2 separate regions of the Mus musculus genome follow, and region 1 is linked to region 2. A link is a loop called in an ENCODE intact Hi-C map of the cell type or tissue named here. Cell type or tissue: heart. All regions are shown on one strand.

Region 1 (8,000 bases), 210 kb after region 2:
TTTAAAACAATTTCTTGCTATTTTATTCCCTATCCTGGGAAGGGGATGTGCTTAGAGTGTGTGGGAGCAAAGTCTGAGCAAAGCACTGACTGCGGAGAGGATAAAGAACATGGGTTCATACCCACAGCCTCAACTTTAAATCGCATGCTTTGGAAGTTTGCCACCTATGCATCTCAATTTACTTATCTATAGAATGAGGATTTATAATCATTCATCTATAAAGCCTTTCCTTCTGCGATATGTGACACATAGGAGATCCACAGTAGAATTTGGGGAAATGACCTTTAAGTGTTAGGACTATCTAGCAGCCTCTTGTGAGAGGACTAAGTGAGGAAACCAGCGAGCATGGCTGGGGTTTGATGACTTACAGGTCATCTGCATTTTATGTCAGACGCTGTTTTCTGTGCTGTCTTGATGTTTTAGGAACCATGTATTGTAGTACTCCTGCTATTCAGTATAATATAGCATATCTGTATAAAGTTGGCTGTTACTTTACTAGGTCTAAGGGCTGTCCTGGATTTAAGATTGCTCCAGACAAGTTTCTCTGTACATTTAAAACAAATGTGCAACACAGTAGGGTATATCTTATATTGTATCAGGTCAACGTAAGCCTTGGTGAGGATGTTGTTTGGTTATTAACAAAGGAATATGAATCTTGGGTGTTTTGTGCTCTTAAAGATAATTATTAAGTGCTGTAGACTTTGTCTTGCTCTTTAAGCAGGGTGGGTGCTGTGATTGACATGGGGCCTGTTAATGTGCCACTGACTCTGTTTATTTGCAGAGGAGGAAGAGGACACTGCTTCAGTGAAGATGGACGAGCAAGGGAAGGGAAGTCGGGACAGTGTGCATCACACCTCAGGTAGCACTGGCAAAGTCTATTTTGGTTTTGTTAGAGTCACTTTCTAACCCTCTGAGGATGTTTGCACAGCTCCCTGAAGAAGTTGACTTGTTTGGTCTGTATGTCTTATGCTTGATAAGCTGCTTAGTCCCATTTAGGATGCATGAAAACCACTTGAGAAGGATTTATAAAGTAAGCCAATTTATACAAGGTATTCCTTCCTGAATTACTTTGTAATGACTCAATTAGCTTTCATTTCTGCACAAAGGAGATTTAGTTGCATAAATTAGCTTATCATCATTGAGGAAGTGTCACTGCTAAAGGACAGTTTATAGATACAACATGCAGTTGCTGTCAAACCTATAAGAATGTAATATAGACATCTGTGTATACTTTGTGCTTGAGCAGAACAGACTTCTGCCATTCAGAGACTAACAGGGGACAACAAGTTGCCCAAGGGACTGGCAATGTAGACATCTCTGAAAAGGTCAACTTGACACAGGCTCTGACAATCGACCCACAGCTCTGTCTTCTTTGATAAAAATCAGATAAACTTAAGACCGCTAATTGATCTGCAGCCTGTTTAAATGTTGGCCATGCATATCTTCATTGCATATGATTAACACAGAAAGCAAATGAATTGGGTAAGAAATGCCAGAGTCCAGTGACAGCAGCTTAAAAATGAGGAAAGGACACTGGTTGCCTAGCAGACTGGGGAAGATATTCTGCACTATCCATTTCCACCTGGCACTGGGCCCCAAGTACTAATTATGTGCACACCATGTACACACACACAATACGGACAACTCTTCTTGCTTGTTGCTATTTCCAAGTAGCACAAGATAAACTATCTGTAGCACAAACATGAAGTTAACTTTGATAAACCAGCATTTATTTTACAGGGAAAGAAGAGATGGGCAGCCTTCTTATCAGAACTTTACACCTCTTCACAGCCATATGTCAGCTGGGGTGAGGTCTGCCCTGTCACCCCCAGGTCCTGTAAAGAGCTGGAGCTAGGGTCACCTTCCTCTCTCTGATATGTCCATACATCACTCTTTTGAGTTGTCAGAAGCAGGGTGGACAAGCAGTGCGTGTTCAGGAAGTAGCTTTCCTGGGGCCTTCCTACTGTGACATATGGGAAGGAAGCGGGCCTGACTCTAGACCTGGACAGGAAGGCAGGAGCAGGTTGCTGTAGAAGGTTTGGGTTTGCCTTTTTTTTTTTTCCTTGACAGAAAGGAAACAAGACAAAGTCATTAGTTGTTAGCCCTCTTGCCCTATAAAATAGAGTTGTAAAACATGGCAGCAAGCAAAGCCCAGGCACTCTATGCTTGATAGTAAATTAGGTATCTGTTTTTAAAGTTCTGAATCATGATGCTTCTGCCAAGAGCATGCATGTTTCTTTGTAAAATGTCTATGCAGGTAGAGAGGGTAGAAACAGATAGTAGATAGACCTTCCACAGGCACAAGTGAGCATGCCTCAAATGTTTGCCTTTGAGGGTAGGGGGAAAAGAGTTTTTCTCAAAGGAATCCAGTAAGTTGATGAGCTTTTCATGCCATAGCCACAAGATACTGCAATGTCTGTCTCTTGTGCCACAGAGCTCTTTCAAGCCATCATTCAATGCCTTCGCAAAGCAAGCCGTCAGGGACTCTGTGCTTGCCACTAGGAGCACTGAGCTGACAAGAGTGTTGCTTTCTGCCTAGCATCTCATCTTGTGAACTTCTAACCTCGCTCAAGAATTTGATGTATATTTTTTACATTGACTAATTTTGCAGGAAGAGACTCAGTGTTGCAATGTAAAATCTAAAGGTAAAGCTGAGTTCATCTTGTCTCCTACAAGTCGCTTCACATTCACTCATCTTACAAAGGTCATGTATATTTATAGGTATATAGATGGGCCCGCTTGATGTTTTTAACAATATAAAAATCTGCTGTCCTTTCTAAAACACTTTTCAGGCTTGCAGTACTTAGGGAAAGGGTCTCTGGTGTCGGCATCATGCTTCATTCATTGTCAACATGCCTTTTATAATCTTGTGTTTGTGGACTATCTGGCGGTTACTTGCTTAATTTGTACTTTGGTAACAATCCTGTTAGCTTTGCCAAATATGTATTTTTATAAAAATTTAAAAGCTCATTGTGTACATTTTTCAAAGGCTAGCTAACTTTCCTTTTTAAACCTTCTTTCAAAAGTAATTCATGCCCCTCAGGACAGCACACATAGCAAGGTGACATTTTGTGTGTAATTTTCAAAATATTGACTGTGGTATAGATAGAATGGTGTTAACATGCCGAGTAAAGACAGCGAAACCACATTATCTGTGCTTGTGAGTGTTCCATAGTCTACAGAATGCCTGCCTTTCTTGGGGCCAGGGATGGTTCTCAGCAGGAAGGCATTCTGACTAGCCTACTCGAGGCTCTGCATCTGCTATCCCTGTGCCACAAAGCAAAGCAAAGTCATGTCCTGTGGGTTATCTCCCCGAGCACAGGCAAAGACTGCTAGTGTTTGTGAGCCTTCTGTGCTTTCAAAGCTGTTTTTGTACATGAGTTTTGTCTATGTGTGTTTAGAGCCACTCCATTTTAGAGATAAGCTATAGGAGCTTCCTGCTTTCCACAAATAAGATCACTCCTGATTCTTTTTGTCTGGCATGCTTTCCGGGGAGGCAGCTAGCACACACACTGCTGGCCTTCCCCTCACTGTAGATGCCCGCTCTTCACTTAGAACGCCAGTCATAGACGCACAGATGGCACACAGAGTGCTCCTCAGCGGTGCTCACTGTCCATGGGACCGACCGTCCGTCATTTTTTGGACTCCATCATCATCAAGATTACAGGAGGCACAGTTGAAAATGTGTCTTTCCCCGGCTCTGCTGAATCCCTGGCTCTTCCCTGACTTCCTTGCAGCAGTGAGGTTTAATGGAATGCCCCTGATGCACATCTAGGGAGAGATGCATCTTGTACACCGTGGGGGTCTCTCCCCTTGCTGCTCCTGTAACTCCCATTAGTGTTAATGGGAGTCTCTCCAAGTGTATCCAGGGAAAGAGAAACCAAAGTGGTAAGAATGTGTATTTAAAATCACTGGATACTTGGGGTTTTTTGTCCTTTCTTTCCTCCCCCTACTTAAAAAAAAAAAAAACAAAAAACAAAACAAAAAACAAACAAAAAACATGTTAATTGAAAAGTACTGTGAGAAGGTCTGAACCAGAGGAGGGCCCGGACAGCTGGGACCTGGGATCCCACAGCTCCACCAAAAACTTTGACCTCAGTTTTTCAGCCAAAGTTTGTTTCTTCCACGTCTTCGGACCAAGCCTAAGGCCTGAGCAGCGTGGGGAACAAGTTGGGGGGTGGGGGAAGGGCTACTGGGGAAACTAGCTATTTAGACCTTCTTTGACTTGGCTAGAACTGTGTGGCAGGCCTCACGTGTGAGATGATGTCATCCTGTCTGCTCTAACTCCTTGACTTTCAAGCTGACACTGAGAGACCACATGGGGTGCAACATTTGACCCAATTAGCAGTTGATTTAATCTGACAGGAATGTTTCAATTCTAAATCTCTATTTGTCTAAATAAGTGGTTTTTAAAGGAAATCAGTCACTTTATTATTAAGTGATTTTTAAAAAAAAAAAAAAAGAAAGAAAGAAATGGTCAATGCTTGGAGGTATCTGGCCAGCTGGAGTGCCCTCTAGTGTCTGTTTACAGAATGTATTTAATATATGCCTGGGGGCTGGGGGAGGATGTGATAGGGGTGGCCACAAGCACTATTAGCTCCTGGTTGGATTCTGGGGCTTGCACATGCCCCTGCTGGTTTTAGTGCTCTGAGCCCAAGTGCTACTACAGTGGAGAGGCCAATACAGGGTCGGTCTCTCTCTCTCTCTCTCTCTCCCTCTCCCTCCCTCCCTCTCCCCCCTCCCTCTCTCCCTTCCTCCCTCCTTCTTCCTCCTCCTCCTCCCCTCCCCCAATCCTATCATGCCGCTCCTATTGTCCCTCTCTTTCCATCCTAAAAAATAAAAATTAACAGAGGATTCTGTTAGGTTGTATTTTCTAGTCCTTGTTTATTTTCTCACAAATTTAAGTGAAACGGTGCATCCCACAAATACTTAGATTCCATGTTATTCAGATTCTCCTTTTTAAAAAATGTTAAAGACATTAAGGAGAATTTAAATCTCCTAATAAATTAATACTTTGTGGAGATCAACACTATGCTGACTGTACTAATGTGGCCGTTTGTATTGAGGTTGCCAAGACGCCTCTTGTTTAAAAGTGAGATGACAAGCCTGATCCAGCATCCATGTCCACGTTATCCCGTGGATTCAAAGCTGACATTGCAGCGATGGAAGCTGTCAGCACATCTGTGTTCCGCCTGGCTAGTGAATACACGGGCATTTTGTGTCTTATTGATATAACTTGCAGTCTTTTTTCCTTAACTCATCAGAACTCAATTATCACGAAATTAAAAACAGGAAACAGTTCTCTTGTGTAACAAAAGCATCCAGCGTATTTAACTGTGTGCTGTGTTTTAGGAGCCACATTGTGTGAGTGACAAAGCATACATTATCCAGTTACTGTGGTATTACGGAGCGACGAGCACTAAATAATCAATCAGTTAATGGTGTGTATGGCAGTTTGAGCACTTCACATCCATTGTGCTTATGCCAGGAGAAGGATGAACTGATAACGCCACTGTGGGAGCCTAATGTCCTAGACCTGACGAACAAAAGTCTGCATTAGCAATTTCACAGCTGCAAAAGTATTTTAGAGACAACTTTGAGAGACTTTGGATACAAATGCTTTATATTTGAGTATTAAAGTATGCTATTATTATTATGCTCTTATCAAGTGTTCTAAACTCCATGAAATTGTTACTTCAGATATGTCCAATCTGTCCCTTAGATATTCTGATGGTACAGTAAGACCAGTTGCTCTTTAAACACATAGCGAGTGAGCTTAGGACTTTCCATTAAAAATGAGCAGAAGCACCTTGCTATTTGAGAATGTAATTGCTACAGGTTATAGATTACAGATAGAAGTGGAGGGGGCCATGAAAAACCAAACCTTCTGAAACAATCTTCATGAGCATGCTCAGGAGTAGTTGCAGGTTCACTAAGATGTACCATGATCCAGGCCAGGGCTTCTTTCTTGGCAATCTAAAATGGTTCTTTAATTTCTTTTGATTCAAGCCTTAACCCCAAGTCTCTCTCTCTTTTTCCTAGGAGATAAAAGCACTGATTACGCTAATTTTTACCAGGGTCTGTGGGACTGCACTGGAGCTCTGTCTGATGAGTTGTCCTTTAAGCGTGGTGATGTGATTTACATTCTTAGCAAGGTAAGAAAGTTACCCCCCACCCCACCCCACAAATGACAGCTGTCAACGGGAAATACACAGCTCAGTTCTCCTGCATTTAAATTTACAACACAAGGGAAAAATGCCAGTTGGAATTCTTCTAGGTCCTAGTTAACAATTGGAAGTTCACAATAATTAATTATTTTGTCAAGTGAACTATAATCAGAATTTAAACACAATCAGATAACAGGATTCAACTTAGCCGTGTGTTTACCTGTCACTCTAGCCCTTGGCAGGCATCCACCTACTGCCTTATCCAGAAACAATATACTTATGTGAAAGTTAACATTGTAAGGTATTAGGTTATTAATTATGTTTTTCTTGCTTCTTCCTCCTTATTCTTCTGTGTGCTTATTCTGAGTTTGCCTGCCATTCTCCAGTAGAAACATTGTGTTTATAAAAAAAGGTTTTCATCTTTGTGTAAACACATTGGGTGTTCCAACAATTTAAAGGCTCTATATTCAGACAAGTTGAGGTAATTTTTTAAAGTTTAACACACTATATTTGTAATTGCAGTACCAAAGTATATTGCCACAAACTCATCTTTATGTACATGAGAATCGTGTCTTTGCTTTTTAAGACACTGCACTGTAGAACCTGTCTGCTCCAGACATCAGTTTCTGATGCAGTGTTGGAACTCTCTTAATTTTCACTCTGAAGTTTTTCCTACTGTACTATAGGGATTTTTAAAAATGTTTTTAAGCTTATCTTAGCACCAAATCATGAATGAAAATGACTTAAATATAAGCAGGGAAATGTTATATAGGTCATAAGTCTAACACTTTATAACCCTAAAATTATTGAGCTGAGAAATATTTTGGATATTTCAGAAAGATGATATGTGTTATTAGATACAAAGAGAATTTGAAAATAATGTCACATTTTGGATTTTAATGTTGGTTGGCTGGCACTGAAAATCTTGACCCAGCTGGTCACAGAATCTTAGAGTGGGCATCTTAATGAAGATTGTCTATTCTTGGTGCAGATAGAGTACATGAGCTAGCTATATTATCTTGACTCCTAGAGTAGTTCATTTCTGTCCCTTCTGCTTAATCCCATCCCATCCCATCCCATCCCATCCCATATAAAGCATGTACAATACCAGGACACATTCTAGACATCAGGAATCCTAAAGAATAATACATAAGCACTTGGAGATTAGTAGGAGAAGTGCGAGAAGGAATATTTACTAATAATACAGATTACGACTTATTGAGAAGCCCAAAGCCAAGGCTGGTTGTGAACTCCAGTCAGCCTCCCAATGGTGGGATCCATGGGTTGCTATGTTATCTTACTGTCATATCCACATGACAGCTTTTGGCTAAGTCTGTTATCAAACATTTAATTGTCCCAAGTTAAAATAGCAGCTTTTAAAGTTAATTACTTAACAGAAATAACACTGTTTGGCCCAGTTCTTATCAGGAAACTTTCCTGAAATTCCTCCCAAATTTACCAAGCTCACTGTTTATTTAACTAATGTAGCTGTGAGTATATAAAATTCAAAGGTTGATTAACTTGTATTTGAAATTTCAGAGTGTAGGGATATGTGGTACAGCACTGTATTCCTTTGCACACGTGGAGCTTGTAAAGCCCACATGGGCTGCTTCTTTTTTTTTAATTTATTTTTTATTAGATATTTTCTTTATATACATTTCAAATGCTATCCCGGATGTTCTCTATACCCTCCCTCCGCCCTGCTCCCCTACCCGCCCACTCCCGCTTCTTGGCCCTGGCAAGAGAGGCCCCTTGGTATTGGGGCATATAAAGTTTGCAATACCAAGGGGCCTCTCTTCCTAGTGATGGCTGACCAGGCCATCTTCTGCTACA
Region 2 (8,000 bases):
TTTCAGGATAAAAGCCATGGATATAGGGAATGAAGGAGGGATAAGGTGGAGGAGGGCAGGGACTTAGAGGAGGGGTCCGGTGAGCCCAGGGGACAGTCTCATTCTTCTTTCCTCTCCATTCTGATGCTTGCTCAGCTCTCGAAATTCCCCACTTATCTCTCTCTCCCTCTCCTCCCTCCCCCACCCCCACTGTATGTGTGTTTGATTGTGTATATGTGCGTGTGTGTGCTTGTGTGTGTGTGTGTGTGCTTGTGTGTGCTTGTGTGTGTGTGCGTTCGTGTGCGTGTGCGTGTGCATGTGTGTGTACCTTTGCCTCAATCTATGTGTAGCGTTCAGGTTAACTTTTGGGAATCAGTTCTCTCCTTCTCCCATGTGAGCTCTGGGGTTGAAATGTGTTCAGGCTGTTTGTTTGTTGGTTTGTTTGTTTGTTTGTTTGTTTGTTTAATCATTTCTTTATACCAGAATGGACACATAGATTTTTTTTGTTTTGATTATAATCTATGTAAGTTGTTTATTTTGTTCCTCAGATGGCTTCCCAGTCAGGGTTGGCTGTTGGTGGATCTTCTAGCTGACTTCTTCAGCGCTGTGACCCTCTCACTGTAGGGTCTTTAGGGCACTTCTTTATTCTCTGGCCCCACTGGACAATCAAAACTCATTTTTTTCTATTTCCTGACTCTGATCTGAAGTCACCCACTACTCTCCAGCTTACGATGCAGGCTCCAAATGTGCAGTTGCTGCCTGAGTGTTCTCTCTCCTTCTATCGTGCCATTTGATACAAGAATTAAACAATGATTCTGTTTGTTTGTTTGTTTGTTTGTTTGTTTTTGGTTTTAAAGACAGGGTTTCTCTGTGTAGCCCTGGCTGTCCTGGAGCTCACTTTGTAGACCAGGCTGGCCTCAAACTCAGAAATCCGCCTGCCTCTGCCTCCCGAGTGCTGGGATTAAAGGCGTGTGCCACCACGCCCCGGCTTTAAATAATGATTCTTTAACGGGAGCTTCTGGGTTCCTTTTGCTCTCATTATTAGTGGGATAATTTACATAGCAACAAACCTAAAACTGAAAAATGGAAAAAGTGTTCAAGTCCAGGTTATTTAATTTTTAAACCATCATATATGAAGGGATTTGACTAAATGGTGCAGAAAATAATACCCAGTGTCGGATGAGGCTTTGCCAGGTTTCATTCCAACGACCTGATAAAGGACGACAGTGCACTTAACTTTCAAGATGGCTTCAGATAAGACATAAGACTGTGATTAGAAGTAGTATGGGGGAGTTTTTATATTGAGTGTTGAGAGACGAGGATAGAAAGAAAGTTGAAGCTGGGTAGTGGTGGTGGTGCATACCTCTAATCCCAGCACTCAGGAACCAGAAGCTGGTGGATCTCTTAGTTCGAGGCCAGCCTGGTCTCCAGAGTGAGTTCTAGGACAGCCAGGACTACACAGAGAAACCCCATCTTGAAACAAACAAACAAGTGGGAAGAAAGTTAGGAGTATGTGTGGGGTGCCTGGCCTTGAATCCTAGGCTGCATTTTATAGGCTGAGATGGCTACGTCTCTCAGCTTGGGTCCCAGAACTCTGGCTCAGGTCTGTGAGGGGATGCAGAGGGGACAGACACTGGGGTCAGGTGGGCTGTGCATACTCTGATGGAGTGGCACCAACAACTCCAGCAACCTCGAACTTCCCTGTGTTTATTATGTCCGGCACAACAGGAGCTTGCTAGTCTCAAAAGGAGGTATCCGTCGGTGAGCCCGCTTCAGGGTGTAGACATCTGGGAGGAGGAAGCTGCTGTTGCTGCTTTGCACACACTGTTTAATCATTTGCTCATCCCAGGACAAAAGGAAGACTTTTGTCACTCGGATCCTAATTTCCCAGAGGTCAAGGCCTTGGTCTTTGACATGGCGTGCCCACATCAACACTGAACGTTTGCTAGGGGACTTTCATCTGCTCTTTACATACTCACTCAGCACTTCCTGTGCTCCCCGCATGTGGTGGCTATTTTAAGAAATCAGACCCATTTGTCCAATGTCCTATAATACATATTGGAAATATTACTTGGAGTGAAGCTGGCCACGGGTGGGCAGTGAAACAAACAGTAACGGCTGGCCACTCAGGTTGTTGACTCCATTAGGGGTCAGGGACTGGGGCGCCAACTGCTTCTCTGTCCCTTCATCGATACACACGCTCATTTGCTTTATTGCCTTGTGGACATGGGTGTTCAAGTAAATTATAGGAGTATTTTAAATATATTGTATGGGATTAAGTCTGAAGTGGACTGTACTGACTCATTTGCCTTTATAACACTCTATTACTATTAGATTTGAAGCAGTGCTAGGAAGCCCGGGAGGAAGCAGAGAAATGTTCTCCATAACCTAATTGTCTCCGAGGACGATCTCATGTGCACGCATAATCTCATTGTCCATGGCTGGAAAATTATAGGAGAGTGAGAACAATTTTGAAGCCTCAGGCAGGAAATAGTAATAGATCTTAGTCTTTAAACTGGCACAATAAATATTGTCCAGCTTGCATTTTCCTTCGGAGTTTGTGTTATTTGTTATTTGTGGGAACCCCCTTTACCGTGACGGTCTCCGGCTACTTTTTACTCCGTTTGTTTCTGAGCTCAGGTAAGATGCTTAGTAGGCCAACCACACACTGGACGGATAATGATTTATTACAGAGACAATTTGCTCTGTCCCAAGCCTTGGAGATGGAATTCTAATCCTTTAAAATTCTTCAGTGTTTTCACAACCCACCCTTTTACCCCCCGCCCCCACTCCCACCCCTTTTTAGGACTGTAGCTTTTTCCAGCTGATTCTGAATCAAAGTGCTCACATTGGTCACCTGCAGATGACATCTGTCTAGTAGAAGTACTCGCTGTATTCATTAAGACCGGTCTTAGGCGTTTGCTCCATTGTATGAGCCTTGCTTTTTAAGATTGAATGTCACTTAAGGGAGAAAACACAACCACCAGGACAATTCCATCTATTTTTAGTTTCTGACTGGTTTGCTTATTTTATGTGTACGAGTGTTTTGCCTGCATGCACGGGTGCTGTGCACCACACACGTGCCTGGTGCCCAGGAAGTCAGAAGAGAGTGTTGGATAACCTAGAACTGGAGTTAAGGATGGTTGTGAACCAGCATATGGGTACTGGGACTTGAACCTCAGTCCTCTCTCTGCAAGAGCTACAAGTGCTCTTAACTGCTAAGCCATCTCTTCAGCTTCTAAATAACTGCATTTAGCAGGCATTCTAGAAGAATTTCACAGTAGGGTACTAAAAAAAAAATCCTGAAACATCTTTTTCTGCCTATATTATATATCTTTCCTGTGAAATAGATCAAAGAGAGCAGCAGTTCCTCCGGAGGTGTGCGGAGGGCAGGGCAGGGAGCTTTTGGATGAACACAATCTGAGAAGTGGTTGGTTATCTCTTCCTGCCTTTTCTAGCAAATGGCACAAGGTTTTAACAAGTGATGTGGATAGTAAGGACAAAAGACAGATCTGGGTTCCAGATAAAGAGGAGAGAAGGAGAAAGTCAGGTCTACCAACCCCAGTGATGAAATAGCTGTATCAGGTCAGGGCAGAAGTAAGGCTTCCATAGGTAAGTTATGAACTCTTTAACTGCTTATTCACGTAGATGTGTATTTTTTCTATACACAATACTACTACTTAGTATATGATATTATTACTTAATAGTTGTGGTAGTAAATTTTTGGCACATGGATAAGAGGTGACATTTGGCCTTTTTATGGCATCTGATTTTTACATCCTCCAAAGTGGCTGGAGTATCCCCTGGAAGATTCCCTATTGTTTCCACTCACAAACAAAGCATTGTGGTGACGGCCTTTTCAGTGGGTGTGTGATATGGCAGGAAAGCACTATGCGTCTTCGTCTTCGTCACTTCCCAGCTTCCTAAGCATCACAGCGCAAGTCTTTGCCAGATGTGAGTGGAAAGGAAGGGGCCATGAGGACATTCTCCGGCTGGCCTTGGACAATGCTGACAGCACGTATCAGCCACTCAGCACTTTCCCAAGTAGCCGCTGATGCCCGGCTACTCAACTTTAACCCAGGAAAAGGAGGTCATTTCAGGAAAGAGACTACACATCAAAGATGGTGCTGGCAGTCCTCGGGAGAGGTCATCGTCTGATATTTCCTTTAGCTTAGTGTCAGCACCCTCTTCGGGGAGTGAAACGCAGTGCTTTTCTGTCAAGGCAGAAACTGTGTGTAGATCCATCATTGCAAGCCGAGAGGAAGAAAAGCTTTTATCTCATGGCCTTGGAAGAAATCATGAGCATAAGCGTTTTCTACCACGTGTTAGGCACTGTGCTGGTTTCTTGCATAAACTGTCTAACTTAATCCTTACCATAATCAGAGCTACACCTCATTTTTTCTCTCCAGATAAGCTTCTTCCTCCAGTAGACACTGTGATTAAAGCGGCACTTATTTAAAATTACATCCTGTCTCTGACCTATGCTTTTTGATCATTGTTCCATATTACAAAATATTCTGTCTGACCTCCGCTTCATTAGACTCAAACATGGCGTGCTCCTTTTGTACGTCCCCTGATTTGCTGTCATATTCTACTATGGGTAATGAAAGTAGGAAATGACTGCCCCGGATTCTTCCCTTGTACACTTAGGGATACATCTGTGTTCATTTCCACAGCTTTGTCTCCAGGCCAGACCCCCTAGAGGATTGTGGGTTAGTGATCCCCAGCTACACCCACAGCCTAAAGCCTTGCCCCGTGGCTGTTACCTACAATAACAAAAGGTATTCTGAAGCTGTGATTAGGGCAAGGCTACGGACATGGGGAGACTACCCTGGATCATCACTGTGAGTCCAGAACAGCACAGTTTTAAGAGGGACACAGGAGATTGAGAGAAAAATCAGAGGAAGGCCCTGTGATGATGACAGAGCTCGGGTGAAGAACTTGAAATTGGAACCATGAGCCACAGAACACAGGCAGCGTGAGACAATGAAACCGAGGCAAGGAGACACGCTCGGATCCTTCAGAAACAATGAACATCTACTATGTCCCACTGATACCTTGACTTCTGCCCAGTGAAGCTGACCTAACACTTAAAACCTCTGGACTGTAAAAAAGATAGATGTATACCATTGTCTTAGTTTGGGATGGTATAAAGAGACGATCATAGATTTGGTATTTAGTTTTCTCAGTTCCTTAGCTCATGAAGGTCAAGACCAAATTGCTCGTAGATCTAGTGTCTCCTGATTTAAATAAAGATGCTATGTTCTCCTTGGTTCCCTACATGAAAGCAAAGAAAGAAGAGGCAGGCTCTCTTGTCTCTTCTTGTAAAAGCATTAAAGCCTCCATGAAGGCTTCACACTAATGGCCTAACTACCTCTAAAAGGGTTCCATTTCCAAATATCGTCACTCTGGGATTAAGGTTTCAACATGTAATTTTGGGGGCTCTGAGTTCACAGCAGTTGTTTTAAGTCACTAGGTTTGTGGCAATTTGTTATAGCAGTGGTGTGGGATGAACGGCATAATGTGTAGGTCTAGAAGACAGCTGGACAGAGCTATCTAATTGACGATAGCACCAAACACATGATGTTGCAATTGTGAGTTTTCAAGATAGCTTGTTCTTGGTCAGCCAGTCATCACCTGTGACTCACACTGTGGTACCTCTTCCTAGATGCACATAGGAATGAGACAGCCTTCCTCTGGCAACCAGCTACTCTCCATTCTTGGAGTGAGAAGGACCTTGCTGTTGAGAGAGGTCTTAGGAAGGAAACTCACCTTTGATTTACCTCCAGCTGTTTCAGCTCTGAACCTCATCTTCTCTTGCCCTTGCTTGTTCGTTAGGGTATGGTTACCATAGTAACAAGTAGTAATGAGTAACAAGGAACAACAAGGAACAAGAAGAGGGGCTTGCTAGTTCTTCCCTAGCCAGCATGGGAGAGTGAAAGTGATGGACCTTCTCTCTTGGGACATTTCTGTGGTCCAGACTCCGTGCATTTGATATTTAATTGCTGCTTGCAATCGGGAGTTGCAGAGAAGGTTCTTGTAGGTTCTAGATCTAATTGGAAAGAGCTATTTTAATGTAAGGAGAATGATAATCTCAAAACAGCACCTCAGAAAATAAACGAAAGCTATAGTGGACAAAGAGGAATTTTAACAGAGTATTGACTTTTAAGGAATATTTTAGTATTAACATCAACTCTAATCCTCAGCTAAGAAGTAGGTGTTATGTTAAAAATATTTATGATTGTCAGGAAATCTATATTAACATTCACATTTCAAAGAATAAAATGCATTATAATTCAGCCAGCAATGAAGCTAAATTTCACACCATTTATTTATTTGAACTCTCATGATTCAGATTTTATCCAGGATTATATTGACCTGTGGAGGAACTAATTAGAAGACCCCTTTCCCATCTCTCTTCCTCTTTCCTTTTTCAGCATCTGAGATTAAACCCAGGACCTTGTACATGCTGGTATGTATTCTGCTAGTAGGCTGTATCCATTTATGTATTTTTATTTTGAGATGAGGGTCACTAAATTCATCTAGGCTGATATTGAACTTGATCTGCAGCCCAGACAACCTATGCTGCAGTTGAGATTATAGGCCAGAACCACTAGGTCTCCTGGCTGAAGAAGGCCTTTTTAAACACTGTTCTGTCTGTTGTCTGTCTGTCTGTCTGTCTGTCTGTCTGTCTGTCTGAGATAGGGTTTTACTGCTGTGAACAAACACCATGGCCAAGGCAAGTCTTATAAAGGACAACATTTAAATGGGGCTCGATTACAGGCTCAGAGGTTCAGTTCATTATCATCAAGGCACGAACATGGCAGCAGGCAAGCAGGCATGGTGTAGGAGGAGCTGAGAGTTCTACATCTTCATCTGAAGGCTGCTAGCAGAATACTTGCTTCCAGGCAACTAGGAGTAGGGTCTTAAAGCCCACACCCAGAGTGACACACCTACTTGAACAAGACCACACCTCCTAATGGTGCCACTCCCTGGGCCAAGCATATACAAACTATCATTCTATTACTCTGTCTGTCTATCTATCTATCTATCTATCTATCTATCTATCTATCTATCTATCTCCACATATCTATTATCTACATATCTATTCATCTATCATCTTCTATCTATCTATCTATCTATCTATCTATCTATCTATCTATCTATCTATCTATCTACCTACCTACCCACCCATCTTTCAATCATCTATCTGTCTGGTGTGAATGGATAGACGTGGGTTGCCCATGCTATGGTGCTCGTGGAGGAGTGAGTTCTCTCCTCCCATTCTGTAGGTACTAGAGATAAAACTACAGTGTTCAGACTTGACAGTGGGTACCTTTACCCACTGGGCCATCTTAATGGCAAGAGGGCCTTTCTTTATATTTCTGCCTGTCAACACCATGGGCTGTGAATTTAATGTTTTATTGGCTCTGAGTAATCAAAAATACTTAAAAACATTTCCTTGTGATCTCTGTTAGAAACCTAAAAAAGAAAAATTTCTTATGTTTTATGTGTGGGGGTGATTTTCCTGCACGTACATCTGTGAATCATATTCATGCCTTGTGCTCAAGGAGGCCAGAAGGAAACTCCCTAGGACTAGAGTTAGATTGGGAGCTGCCATGTGGGTGCTGGGACTCGAACCAAGGTTCTTGTGCTCTTAACCACTGAGCCAACTCCCTAGTCCCATTTTCACTTTACTGAGACTCTTCTGAGCCTGTGTTGGACTTCTCTCTCCCTTTCCACCCTCAGAACTTTAAAGTGGTAAGGCTGAGTGGAAACTGGTTTGTTAATCTTCAGTGACATCTTAATTTGAAATTGCAGTCTTCGAGTACACACATTAATAGTGCTCTTTAAAATGCTCTGTGCCTTCACATACTCGATTACAAAGTTCCTGCTCAGGCCAAGTCCCGCTCTATGCCTGGAAGTGCTCCCCCTAACCTTGCTGGCATTTCTAAGAACAATGTTACAGCTCGAGGCAAGCAGAAATGATAAAAGTGTTTCTACTAATTGCAGCAAACGGC

The links. Peaks named below come from ENCODE experiments on the same cell type or tissue, not always from the same donor. Only the 100,000 strongest peaks of a DNase experiment are listed, where the experiment ranks them.
Region 1: a loop joins it to region 2, with 2.6 times the contacts of the local background. A loop is called at or near these places in 2 of 42 quality-filtered maps.

The regions. Positions count from the first base shown.
Region 1 is chr6:51,872,630-51,880,629 of GRCm38, reverse strand. It overlaps Skap2 (src family associated phosphoprotein 2), which reads left to right. Exons shown (of 13, transcript NM_018773.2): 10 at 782-859; 11 at 6,043-6,155. Among named protein-coding and RNA genes, the nearest start is that of Skap2, 140 kb to the left of the region's middle. In heart, a CTCF peak has its summit at 4,514 (motif pointing left); DNase peaks (open chromatin) are centred at 1,969 and 4,199; H3K27ac peaks cover 781 bases.
Region 2 is chr6:52,082,416-52,090,415 of GRCm38, reverse strand. No RefSeq gene overlaps it. Among named protein-coding and RNA genes, the nearest start is that of Halr1, 17 kb to the left of the region's middle. In heart, a CTCF peak has its summit at 4,176; a DNase peak (open chromatin) is centred at 3,925; H3K4me3 peaks cover 450 bases; H3K27me3 peaks cover 5,882 bases.